2 separate regions of the Homo sapiens genome follow, and region 2 is linked to region 1. The links are chromatin contacts, found by Hi-C or POLR2A ChIA-PET in ENCODE. All regions are on one chromosome and are shown on one strand. The core of a region is the stretch at or near the end of the contact, and the rest is flanking DNA. Distances in the headings are between cores, read along the strand shown. Region 1 holds the start of FHAD1 (forkhead associated phosphopeptide binding domain 1). Region 2 holds the start of SPEN (spen family transcriptional repressor).

Region 1 (6,205 bases), core at 1,184-3,683:
AAATAAAGAAATAGTATGTGAGTTGATGATAAGTGATGTATTAGTCCATTTGTGTTGCTATCAAGTAATACCTGAGGCTGTGTCATTTATCCAGAAAAGAGGTTTATTTGGCTCACAGTTCTGCAGGTTGTACAAGAAGCATGGTGCCAGCATCTGCCTCTGGTGAGGGTCTCAGGCTGCTTCCACTCCTGGCAGAAAGTAGCGCCTGCATGTGCAGAGATCACATGATGAGAGAGGAAGTGAGAGTGAGCGAGGGGGAGGTGCCAGGCTCTTTCTAACAATCAGCTCTTTAGGAAACTGATAGAGTGAGAACTCATGCACCCTACAGGAACAGCACCAAGCCATCCATGAGGGATTCGCCCGCATGATCCAAGCACCTCCCGCCAGGCCCCACCTCCAACACTGAGGAGCAAATTTCAACATGAGATTTGGAGGGGTCAAATATTCTAACTATAGCAAGTGGCAAAAAGAAGGGAAGAGGGATAGAGTGTTGAGGTTTTTATTTTGTTTGGATGTGCTTTTGTTGTTCTTATTTTTATTTGCTTTTGTTGTTCTTATTTTTATTTGCTTTTGCTGTTCTTATTGTTTTTATTTGCTCTTTTTTGTTGTTTATTAGATTTCATGGTGGTTGTTTCATTGTTTCAAAAAACCAATTTTAGAAAAGATGATATGTGAGTAAAAAGCTAAAGTAAAGAAGGCAAAGGAGACTCTTGAGGGGAAGTGCATTCCAGGCAGAGGAATGGGCAAGAGCAAAGGCTCTGAGGCAGAAACGTGTGGGAAGCTGAGCTTGACCCTCTCTGTTCCTGTGAAGCCATCACTTGGGTCCCAGCCCTTGTGGTCCCTCCTAACATTTTACGCCTAGAATCTTTCTGGTTGTAGGAAACTGATCCAGGCAGAACCTTCCAGACTGAGGGCCTGGAAGAGATTTGTAGGGACAGGCTCCGGGAGAGGTCTCTGCAGTTCAGCTGCATAAATCAGGGTTTTGTCAAGCTTGTTGCAAATGCACATTCCTGGATTATGTCCCAGGCCTGCTAAATCAGAATCTCTGGGGTCTGTGCCCAGAAGTCCGCATTTCTAAAAGCCTCCAGGCACGTTTGAGCATCTTCACTGTATATTCCACCACAAATCGATGTCCATGATTTCTCTCTCAGATCCTCTTCCTATTGACTAGGTGTATTAGTCTGTTCTCACACTGCTATAAAGTAATTCCTTGAGACTGAATAATTTACAAAGAAAAGAAGTTTAATTGACTCACAGTTCTGCACTGCTAGGGAGGCCTCAGGAAACTTACAGTTATGGCGGAAGGCCAAGGGGAAGCAAGGAAGCTAGCATGTTGTAACATGGTGTAGCAGGAGAGAGAGAGAGCAAAGGGGGAAGTGCCACACTTTTAAACCATCAGATCTCATGAGAACTCACTCGCTATCATGAGAAAAGCAAGCGGGAAGTCTGCCCCCATGATTCAATCACCTCCCACCAGGCCCCTCTTCCAACACGTGGGGAGTGCAATTCGAGATGAAATTTGGGTGGGGACACACAGCCAAACCGTATCACTAGGGTAGAATGTGCCATAGTTCATCTCTCTTAGAAAAACGTTTAGAGTTTTTCTTGAGGTGTCTGGTCAGCCATTTCCTGCCAGTGAAAGGAATCACTCTCCAGGTAGAGTCAGCAGGAGATAGGATTTCCTGCTGGAGATAGTGGCGGGAGATAGGATTTGCACATCTGCTCAACACACTCCATCCCGCGAGTCCTGTGCCGGCTGACAAGCGGTTTCTTAAGGACAGTAACTGTTCCAGGTGTATTCTGGGATCAGCGTGTGACACTCATAGGACTCAAAAGATGTTTGCAGAGATAGAGAAAGGGCAAAAGAATGAATAAATGTCACTCTTAACAGGGAGGAGCAGAGGCAGCAGGATTGTGAGTTTGGAAATATTTTTTCCCCAGCACATGGAAGAAATCCTCATTCTTTCAAAATTTTTCATTCCACCCCATCCCTTTCCCAATCCCCACCCCACTCCCAGAGATCCCCTCTTCTTACTCTTTCTATTTTCTGGCCTGTAACGGAAAGGACTAGAGATTTGGGTAGGGCAGGGGGCATACTAACCTCCAAGGGTCTCATGAGTTCAGCTCCATCAATCTCCTACCTCTCCCTATCGCCCCCGACCCTCCCTCAACGCATCCAGCTTACAGTGAGGGGTAATGGAAAGGATTCTTGAATCAAATCTCCTCCCTGCTCCTTCCTCGCTGTAAAACCTTGGGCCATTTCTGTGACCTCTGAGCCTCCGCTTTCCTATCTGTGAAATGGGGCAGGCTCGTGGGGCCTGGAGCATTCAGCAGGCGGTAACCCAGTGGGCGTTCCCTGCACGGTGCCACGCCCCCTCTGCCGCGCAGGCCACGCCCTCATCTATTAGGCTGGACCCCGCGGCGCCTGGCGGCGTTGCCATGGCAACGCGCGTACACAGGCCGGCCGGGCGGGCGGGGTGCCGGGTGCGAGCTGGAGACTCCGCGGGAGCGCGGCCGGGAGGCTTCGCCCCGGAGCTGGCCCGACGCCTCCCGAGCTGGCAGGGCTCTCGGCGGAGGTCGGAGCGTGGGCTTCCTCCTCCCGCCAGGTGAGTGCGGCGCGGGAAGGGGTGGCGGGCCGAGACCGGGGACCGGAAGGGGCGGCCCAGCGAGGACTAGCCCTGGCAGGAGGAGGGGTGGCTCCCCGGCCCCATCCTCCTGGATCCAGGCTCCGGTCCCCAGGAGCACCCCAGTAGCTACCCCAACACCAGCCCCTCCTTTCCAGATGCAGGCCCCACCCCGCCCGCGGAGGAAGCCCCCGGGAGCCTTAGACCCTCCTTGGCACCAGCCATGCCACTCTGGGAAGTCCTGGGGGTTACAGCTGGGATTAGGAGGGGCATCCCTGCTGCCCCTGACTTACGAACGACACCCACCCGGCGGTCAGAGAGACTCCCCCCTTGCCTAACCTCTCCCTTCCCAAATACAACACTGAGGAATTTCTAGGGCTCCCAGGCCACTTAAGATCTGGTAACCCCTCAACAGAAATTTTGCTTCTCTATCTCACTTGTGACCTATAAGCAGGGAGTGCAGATGCCTGAAGCTCTTTTGCTCTTTTGCATGGTCGGTGCCCTGTGTCTTAGAACTAATTTACAGAGTTTAACGCATCTAATCACTTTCTACAGTGTTTTCAGGTAGGAAAGTGACTGCACAGGGCAAGATTAAAGTGGGGAAATAGGGCCCAACCCATTCAGCTAAAGAAATAGACTTTTTTTTTTTTTTCCAGAATGTCATCTAGGATAAATACTGAAGGGGAAAATGAAAGGTAGTTACTGTCAGAGGTTCTTAGGCTACCCTGACTTACTTTTAAGCATTGTTTTGTACTTTCATTCATTCATGATTTACTGAGCACCACTATGTGTCAGGCATGGCAGCGCTGGGGGCCAGAGGGGAGTAATGAACAGACTGTGAGGAAATGCAAAGGGTCTGAGATTTTTACACTACTTGCAAGCTAAGTTAGCCTGCCACTGCTTAATGATGCTAGCAGAAGACCAGAGACTCCAGGACCAGAGACAAAGGATGTTATTACTCACAGCACAGCAGGCACTGTGAGCTCATGTTTGCGTTGGTTCCCCTTGCCCTGCAAGTACCCCGGGGTGATGCAGGACAGCTCAGGTGGATGCTGTGCACACTGCGAGTCTGTTTCCCAGCTAAGGAACCCCAAGCTCAGGAAACTCCAGTCTTTTAAAAGGGGCTGCTAGCCAGTGCCCAACCTTTGCCCTGGAAGGAGATGACCTTTTTTTTTTTTTTTTAATTGAGACAGAGTCTTGCTCTGTCTCCCAAGCTAGATAGAGTGCAGTGGCACAATCTCAGCTCACTGCAACCTCTGCTGCACGGTTTCAAGTGATTCTCCTGCCTCAGACTTCCGATTAGCTGGGACTACAGGTGCAAGCCACCATGCCCGGCTAATTTTTTTGTGTTTTTAGTAGAGACAGGGTTTCGCCATGTTGGCCAGGCTGGTCTCAAACTCCTGACCTCAGGTGATCCGTCCACCTGGGCCTCCCAAAGTGCTAGGATTACAGGCATGAGCCACCGTGCCCAGCCAGAGATGACATTTTTATCATAAATCTGCACTCTGCCCTGGATAGGGACACTATCCCTATCCTCTCAGGATATTTGCCCTACAGATGTCCTTGGAAGATTGTCTGGAACAAAATCTGTCAGTGTCTTTGCTCTGAAGATGGGTACAAACACAGGAAACCCATGGAGAATTGAGTTTAACAAAAACAACACAGTTTGGGCTCTCTTGGAACGTATCTCAGTGAAAGGGAAACAGTAAACAGCTAAGTAAAGAACAAGAAAATGACAGAGAATGATAAGCTCAAGGAAGGAGCCACAGCAGTGACACATGCTAGCTAGACAACAAAGTGACTGGTGACGCCTTTAGCTGGGGTGGTCAGGTAGCTACCGCAAGGCACCAGCTGTGGAAACATCGGGGGGAAGAGCTAAAAAAAAAAAAAAAGCCAGTCATTCAGATTTGGGGTTTTACTCTGGAGGCATTTCCTGTGGCTTTCCCACAAAAGAGACATTTCTCGAAAGTTGACTTTAGATTACTTTTACTTTAGTTTGGATGTGGTGCTTGATGATGTAGTCCTCTGCAATTGAAGATTAATAACTCAGGCAATTTGAGGGCAACAGGGCATGGTTCTTTTGGAAAAAGAAGTGTCTTTTTATCCCTATTAAAGACAGCAGACTTAAAAATAAAATTCTCATTATATGAAAGTATTAATATTTCTGAGGATTTCTCATAGGCTTCGGAATTTACAAACATAAACTATCTGGCTTGTTTTTATTTCTCTTACTCCCAAGGGTCTTTTCTTTTTTTGCAGAGGATAGAATTCTGGTGTTAAGGGCTATCTGTTATTTCATGTCCTAAGTGTCAACAAAACAGTGACAACCCCACTATCCCAAGTGACAACCTCTCCCTCCCCCCACTCAGTCACTCTCTCTGCTCCCCCATCCCATCCCCTCCCCACCCAGCAGTGATGGAGGTGTGAAAAGTTGAGCTGCCTGAGGATTATGTAGTGGTGACATGCAATGGCAATCTCCCTGCCCGAATGCTAGGGGACCTTAACCTCTCTGCATCTCAGTCTCCTTTTCTGTAAAGTAGGGACAATAATGACACCCACCTTGCAGGGTTTCTCTGAGGATGAAAAGAGTATATTCAAGGAAAAGTGCCTGGCACTTACTAAGGACTCCATAAATGATGATAGAGATGATGATGAAAAGCAGAGCCAGCCCCGAGAGTCCGTACCACCACAACTAGTTGATTTTTGTTTTTACCCATAGTCCAATAATTTGTCATTTCACTGACTTTTCAATTGAATGGAAAAGAGAGAGACTGTTGTTGTTCTTTGACAAGGAATTGAGGTGGAGGATATCACACTGCATCTTTAGACGTAATCTCAAATCGGATTCAAGCATCGAGATGAATTACTGTCAATATTTTAGAACTTTCTGAAGTCACTGAAGTGTTTGTCTTAAAAGATGTGTATAGAACTTATTTCGAAATGCACCACAATATAAAATGGATGGACACACGGATAGATGGAAAGATCTGTGATAAAGCAAATATGGCAAAATGCCGATGGTAGAATCTAGTGGTGGGTACATAGGAGCTCATTATCTGCTTCTTTCAGCCTCTCTGTATGTTTGACATTTTTATAGTAAAATGCTGGGGGGAATACTGTGCAGGGTCCTGATTACATGGCTGAGCTATAATCTTGATATTTTGCCTTTAGAAGTAATCTTTTTTCCCCTAACTAAATAAATGAAGAAATACAGCGATTTAAAAAGAAAAACATCATCTAATGCCTGCCTCTCCAATGATAACTCTTTAAGAAACTCCAAAAGCAGACATGGTGGTGTGCCTGTATTCCTAGCTACTCTGGAGGCTGAGGCAGGAGGATCAGTTGAGCCCAAGAGTTCAAGACTGCAGCGAGCTATGATTGTGCCACTGAACTCAGCCTGGGCAAAGAGCAAGACCTCATCTCTAAATATGAATGAATGAATAAAATAAGCTCTATAGAAGTTTAGGGTTCCTTGGATCAGAGTTTGAGAAGCCCAGGTTAACAACACTAATAAGAGTAGTACAAATGAGTGTTCAGTGTGTGCCAGGCACCATTCTAGATACCTCACGTATATTATTGCA
Region 2 (6,205 bases), core at 2,640-5,139, 600 kb after region 1:
TAACCAAATTCTTGTTAAAATCTGATAACTATCCTGTCCTGTTTAAATGGAGATATTATTTTACTACTCTACTGGCTGGGTTAGCATTCAAAGCCTGAGTTGGAGGCTCAGACGCTTTTTCCATCTGAGCTTTCATTACGCATGACTGAACTCTTTGAGCATGTCTAGCATGCTAAATACAGCAGCTCCTCACAGTGTGAAAATAAAACCTGATTAAAAACAAATCTATTTTAATTCCACTTTGCAAATGGCTCTGCTTTAATGTCAGCTTTCTGAATTATCTTTAGTAATCAAATGAGGAAATTCACTTCACCATCCGTTTATCATAGATAAATCACAACCTACTTTTTGATCTTTTTCAGTGAGCATCAATTATTGTTAAATAAAAAAACATCAGAGAATAACAGAGTGGGTTGCCTTTCTATTGAAAACATAACAAAGATACATGCTTTAAAGAAGTTCTGCCCCTGTAAAGCTTTGTAACAGGAATACAAATGGAGAAAAGCTTTTCTGGTGTTTTTTGATGCATTGTCAGCAAAAATGAAAAGCACTGAGAAAATCAAAAACTTGATTTGGGGCTGAGCAAAGGGCATGTACTTATCAGTTTTGTTATTAAGAGCTTTTGCAATAGAAACAGTCAACCAAAAAAAAAAAAAAGCAAGAAACTTCATACTTGACATGCAATCACTATATCCTGATTTGACTACAGGACCTGGCTATAATGGTGAAAATGGTTTTTTTTTTTTTTTTTTTTTTTTGAGACTGAGTCTCACTCTGTCGCTCAGGCTGGAGTGCAGTGGCACGATCTCGGCTCACTGTAACCTCTGCCTCCCGGGTTCAAGTGATTCTCCTGCCTCAGCCTCTCGAGTAGCTGGGATTACAGGTGAGCACCACCACGCCAGGCTAATTTTTGTATTTTTAGTAGAGGCCAGGTTTCACCACGTTGGCCAGGCTGGTCTTGATCCCCTGGCCTTAGGTGATCCGTCCATCTCAGCCTCCCAAAGTGCTGGGATTATAGGCGTGAGCCACCGCACCCGGCTCTTTTTTTTTTTTTTTTAAAATCATGATTTTAACAGAAGCCTCCATTCAAGGCGAGACATGCCTTTTATTTCTCTAATTGCGAGACACTTTTCTGAATCCTCTTGTCAGTTGCACCTTTTAATACAATTGAGGTGACACTGTTCTTCATGGTGACACTGGTCTTTCCCAAGAGGTTTCAGCTAATTCAGTCTATCAGATTTTACATCAGATTTTAAAATTTGCTTCAAACTTGGGTGCTTGTATTCAAATTCATGCTTCATAGAAAAATGCATATCAGTTCAACAGTTGACTAACTGCAGCCACGTTCACAGTACTGAATAGTTCATGAGTTTCGTTAGTAGGGTGTTAGCTTGACTTTCCTTATGTGATAATTGTGACAGAGAAATGGCCAGATGTAAATAGCCAATTTTACTTTTTTTTTTCTTTTTTTAAGAGAGGGGTTTCTCCTATGTTGCTGAGGCTGGAGTGCTGGGGCTTTTCAAGGCACAATCATAGTGCACTACAGCTTGGAACTCCTGGACTCAGATGATGCTTCTGCCTTAGCCTCTCCAGTAGCTGAGACTACAAAGAAACAATTTAGTTATGCATAGGTGACCTGAGATATTAGTGCCATTGGTTTTGGTGACAATATTTTCGAATTCAAATAGTGTCGTTTGTAAGTTAGTTTGTATTTAAGGAGATAATCGATGAGGCCAAGTATTTAAAATTGGCTGGGCTGGTGGTTCATGCCTGTAATACCAGCACTTTGGAAGGCTGAGGTGGGCAGATCACCAGGTCAAGAGATCGAAACCATCCTGGATAGCATGGTGAAACCCCGCCTCTACTAAACGTAAAAAAATTACCTGGGCGTGGTGGTTTGCGCCTGTAGTCCCAGCTACTTGGGAGGCTGAGGCAGGAGAATTGCTTGAACCCGGGAGACGGAGGATGCAGTAAGCAGAGATGGTACCACTTCACTCCAGCCTGGTGACAGAGTGAGACTGCGTCTCCAAAAAAAAAAAAAAAAAAAAAAAAAAAATCTGGCTTGCACCTGAAGCAGCACACCTCTGGTATTTCTGTGTATTTTTATTATAAATAATTTTATTTTTCTCTCGATATAGTTACCTTAATTTTATGGGTTTTCCTTGAATTTCTGTAAATTGGCCTTTATATAAAAGTTCAACTGGCCGGGCATGGTGGCTCACGCCTGTAATCCCAGCACTTTGGGAGGCCAAGGTGGGCAGATCACCTGAGGTCAGGAGTTCAAGACCAGCCTGGCCAACATGGTGAAACCCCGTCTTTACTAAGAATACAAAAAACTAGCCTGGTGTGGTGGTGCGCGCCTGTAATTCCAGCTACTCGGAAGGCTGACGCAGGAGAATCGCTTGAACCTGGGAGGCGGAGGTTGCAGTGAGCTGAGACAGCGCCATTGTGCCCCAGCTTGGCTAACAAGAGTGAAACTTGGTCTCAGGAAAAAAAAAAAAAAAGAGGCTGGGCGTGGTGGCTCAAGCCTGTAATCCCAGCACTTTGGGAGGCTTGAGGCGGGTGGATTACCTGAGGTTGTGAGTTCGAGGCCAGCTTGACCAACACAGAGAAACTGTCTCTACTAAAAATACAAAAATTAGCCGGGCATGGTGGCGCATGCCTGTAATCCCAGCTACTCAGGAGGCTGAAGCAGGAGAATCGCTTGAACCCAGGAGACAGAGGTTGCAGTAAGCCGAGAACACACCATTGCACTCCAGCCTGGGCAACAAAAGCAAAACTCCGTCTCAAAGGAAAAAAAAAAAAAAAGAAAGTTCAACTGTAGGTTTCAAAAGCTCTTAGGCCTGGAAAGGCCAGAGGTCTAATTCCTTTCTCTGTTTAAATATTAAATTATGGTCTGAGGGGAACAATATTGGATTCCTGTCTCATTTCCGTTTTATTCCTTCTATACCACAGCGATCAGCAAGGGTATCTTGCAAACGGTTTCGCAAGATTCTATATAAAAAAGTTGCTTAGGCCAGGTGCAGTGACTCCCGCCTGTACTCCCAGTACTTTAGGAGGCCGAGGCGGGCGGATCACCTGAGGTCAGGAGTTCAAGACCAGCCTGGCCTACATGGTGAAACCCTGTCTCTAATAAAAATACAAAAATTAGCCAGGTGTGGTTGCGGGTGCTTGTAATCCCAGCTACTTGGGAGGCTGAGGCAGGAGAATCGCTTGAGTCTGGGAGGCGGAGATTGCAGTGAGCCGAGACCGTGCCACTGCACTCCAGCAGCCTGGGCAACAGAGCGAGACCCCGTATTAAAAAAAAAAAAGTTGCTTCATGTTACAAGCCAGTGACTCTTGGATGGGATGCGTTTCTGAAGCCGTCGCTGTTCAGCAGAGCGGTGAGAAGGGCAACCTTTTTCTGATCGCTTTCCCAAGCAGGCAGGAATCTAAGTGTCCGGAAACGCCAGGAGCTGGCCGCCAGGTGAGCGGAGGACGAAGGGGTCCTGACTTCTAGGGGACAGGCCTTGGCAGCCGCTTTGACCCGTAGCCCTGTGGAAACCAATTGCATTTCTCTTCATATCTTCCACCAGGCCGGGGCCTGGGGTTGCCGCTGGAGGGGCTAAAGACCGCTCCTGCTTCCTCAGCCGCCCCTTGCCCGGCGCGGGAACCCGACCGAGAGCCCGCCAAGCAGCGGGACTCCACTAGCAGCTGCGCGCCTGCGCACCGGGGCCGAGCGCGCGAGCGTTCCTTCCCCGCCTGTAGTCCCTCACTTCGTCGCCCGGTCCGCGCGCCTGCGCGCCGGCTGGGAGGAACTCAGCTTCTCCGCCTTGGCAGGCGGGAGGACGCGCGCGCGCCCGCGGCGAGGGGGAGGCAGTGCGGCGGCGGGAGTCGGGCCGCGCGCGCCAGTGGGAAGCGTCCGGCTGCCACAGCGCCAGCTCCGTCGTAGTCGCTGCCGCCCGTGTCCCGCTCGCCCCTCCTCCCGCTCCCCCGCCCGCCCCTGCCCGGGCGCATGCGCTGCCGGAGCGCGAGGGTCGGCTTCGGGTGTGTGGTGGCGGCAGAGCTGAGCTGCGAGGCCCGAGAGTCAGAACCTGGGGGAGAGGGATGGTCTCTGCACGGGGGGGAGCCGGAGGAGCCGCCGCCGCTGCCGACGCCACCGCCGCAGCCGCCGCCGCCGCCGCCCCGGCACCCGCCTCCCGGCGCTGACGGTCTCGTACGAAGCCGGCGAGGGGGAGCCAGCAGCGGCGGTCGCCGGCACGCCGCCCAGCATGGTCCGGGAAACCAGGCATCTCTGGGTGGGCAACTTACCCGAGAACGTGCGGGAAGAGAAGATCATCGAGCATTTCAAACGGTGAGTGACACGAGGCCCGCGGCCGCGCTCGCTCCTCGGGCGCCGCTTCCCGCCCCGGCCCGTTGCCGGCCCCTCCCGGAGCGCGGAGCTGGTGAGGAGGACTCCGGCCCGGACCCACGGGCGCTGTGGGACCTCGTCAGCCGCTCGGCCCGCGTCGCGGCGTTGGGCCTCGGGTGTCGGCGGTGCGGGCGGCCAAGCCGCGCCGCCTTCGAAGAGCCCGCGGGGCCCCGGCGGCCGCGTCCGTGACGAGGGAGGTGACCGAGGCTCGGCCTCCACGCAGCCGGCGCCCCGGGGCTGCCCTCGCGTCAGCCCGGGAGTCGGTGGGAGATGCGCTGGGCGGCGGGGTCGCGTCCTTGCGCGCAGTGCCCGGCCCGGAGCAGCCGGGACCCGAGCCCGCCCGACAGCCGGGTCCGGCGCCGCCACTCCAAGCTGCTCTGCGGGCGCTCGGCAATGTCTGACTTCGGGAGGGTTCCGTGCGAAGGGAAAGGCGGTGCGAAAACAGAAGTCGCAGTAGGTACTGTGGTCGCGTCGCGGACCCGGAGAGACCATCTAGGACCTCTCCGGAGGATTTGCAGCCTTGAAACTCACTGGGAATGGCAAACGTTTCTCGTTTTTGCGGGGCTGGGTGGAGAGTGGTGTGAAATAAGTTGGTGCGCCCGTTTGGGCTTCCTCGTCCCCGGCGGAGGAGACCGCGTCTGACAGGAGGTTGCTAGCCCCGGCGCCCGTAGCCTCGGGTCGCACTCCCAGGCCGCCCTAAGACCCTGGTGCCCCCCACCCCTGAATTCCCGAATCAAACGGTAAAACATTCCAAACCTTTTACGATGAGAAGATGTAGCTTAAAAAAAAAACCTCCCCTGAATATTTTTGTGAATTATAAGAATAAATGTTGTCGTTGATACATCTTATTGAGTAGCGTGTAGTGCGTTTTCTTTGTGAAATGCCTGTGTACCGTAACAGATAGGCCTCCGCATAAAACACTTATTAAAATGACGATTGGCTTGGACTTGGTGCAGATTCAGAGGGACCATAGCAAATCTGTGGTTGTCCTCGAAAATGACAGTTTATTCCGATATTTAAGACCCTGGAAGGTTTTAAGTTTGGCTTTTAATTTCCCTTACTATGTAGTGAGTGAAGGAAATTATGGAGCGTCCTCATTAATGAGTCACCATGGGAAAAATAGATTGCGTCGCTCGCTTTGAGCCGCTTGGATAAGGAAATGGAAGCAGCGGCGGCGGAGCTCCTGTCTTTTAAATGGAGGATCATTGATTGTGTTGGTGGTTGCTGTTACTGGGGCATTAAACCCTCGCCGCTGGAGCGCGCGTCTGCGCGTGTCCGCGTGTGAAAAGGAGCCGGGAATCGTGGGGCCATTCATAACCTGCTTGAGCTGTCCTCGGCAGGCCGGGGGGAGGTGCGCGCTTCCAGGGACTCTCCCGGTGTTTACTACGTCGTGCCTGAGAAACCAGGCGGGGGCGGGGGGAGGCAGGGAGCAAAAATTCACCTCTGTGCCCTAGGATGAAGGGGAGACCACGGGCTGGATTGGGAAGCAGATGGGAACTTTCTCTTCCTGGCGCTGCTCCACCCCTTACCCGCCCCCCACCTCCTGGCTTCTCCTCGAGTATCGTCAGTGTTTTGATGGAAAAATCATTTAGGTGTACATTATTGGAGTGGAAAAACCACTTAGATGTGCTCACTTTAATCCCCTGTGGACTTTCTCTGTAGGTCTCTGCCTGGGAAATTCGTATGCACCGATGTACAAGCACGTGCATTGCAGCATTCGCTCGCTCCTCAGTGTTATGTGCCTAGACGTGTCATTTCTCATTATGCAGATTCCAGAGACATTGCATGCTTATGGCTGGGAGTTTGGCCCCTCTG

What was found. Hi-C counts contacts between places; a loop is a spot of excess contacts on that map. ChIA-PET counts read pairs that join two places held with the same protein, here RNA polymerase II (POLR2A). Pooled maps may share reads with other maps.
Region 2: a loop to region 1 is called in a pooled map, with 3 times the contacts of the local background. The contact joins the promoter of SPEN here to the promoter of FHAD1 in region 1. A Hi-C loop is called at or near these places in 5 of 50 pooled maps. POLR2A ChIA-PET finds 5 or more read pairs at or near these places in 3 of 52 experiments (GM10248, GM12878 and activated naive CD4-positive, alpha-beta T cell).

The regions. Positions count from the first base shown.
Region 1 is chr1:15,244,790-15,250,994 of GRCh38, forward strand. FHAD1 (forkhead associated phosphopeptide binding domain 1) reads left to right here and starts at 2,434. Exons shown (of 34, transcript NM_001391957.1): 1 at 2,434-2,606. RefSeq lists silencers at 2,269-2,442, 2,460-2,699.
Region 2 is chr1:15,843,818-15,850,022 of GRCh38, forward strand. SPEN (spen family transcriptional repressor) reads left to right here and starts at 3,890. Exons shown (of 15, transcript NM_015001.3): 1 at 3,890-4,333. The coding sequence starts at 4,251. SPEN-AS1 (SPEN antisense RNA 1) reads right to left here and starts at 4,330. Exons shown (of 2, transcript NR_024279.1): 1 at 4,291-4,330. RefSeq lists silencers at 741-810, 3,627-4,196, 4,377-4,796 and enhancers at 1,041-1,140, 3,020-3,532, 3,533-4,044, 5,468-6,062.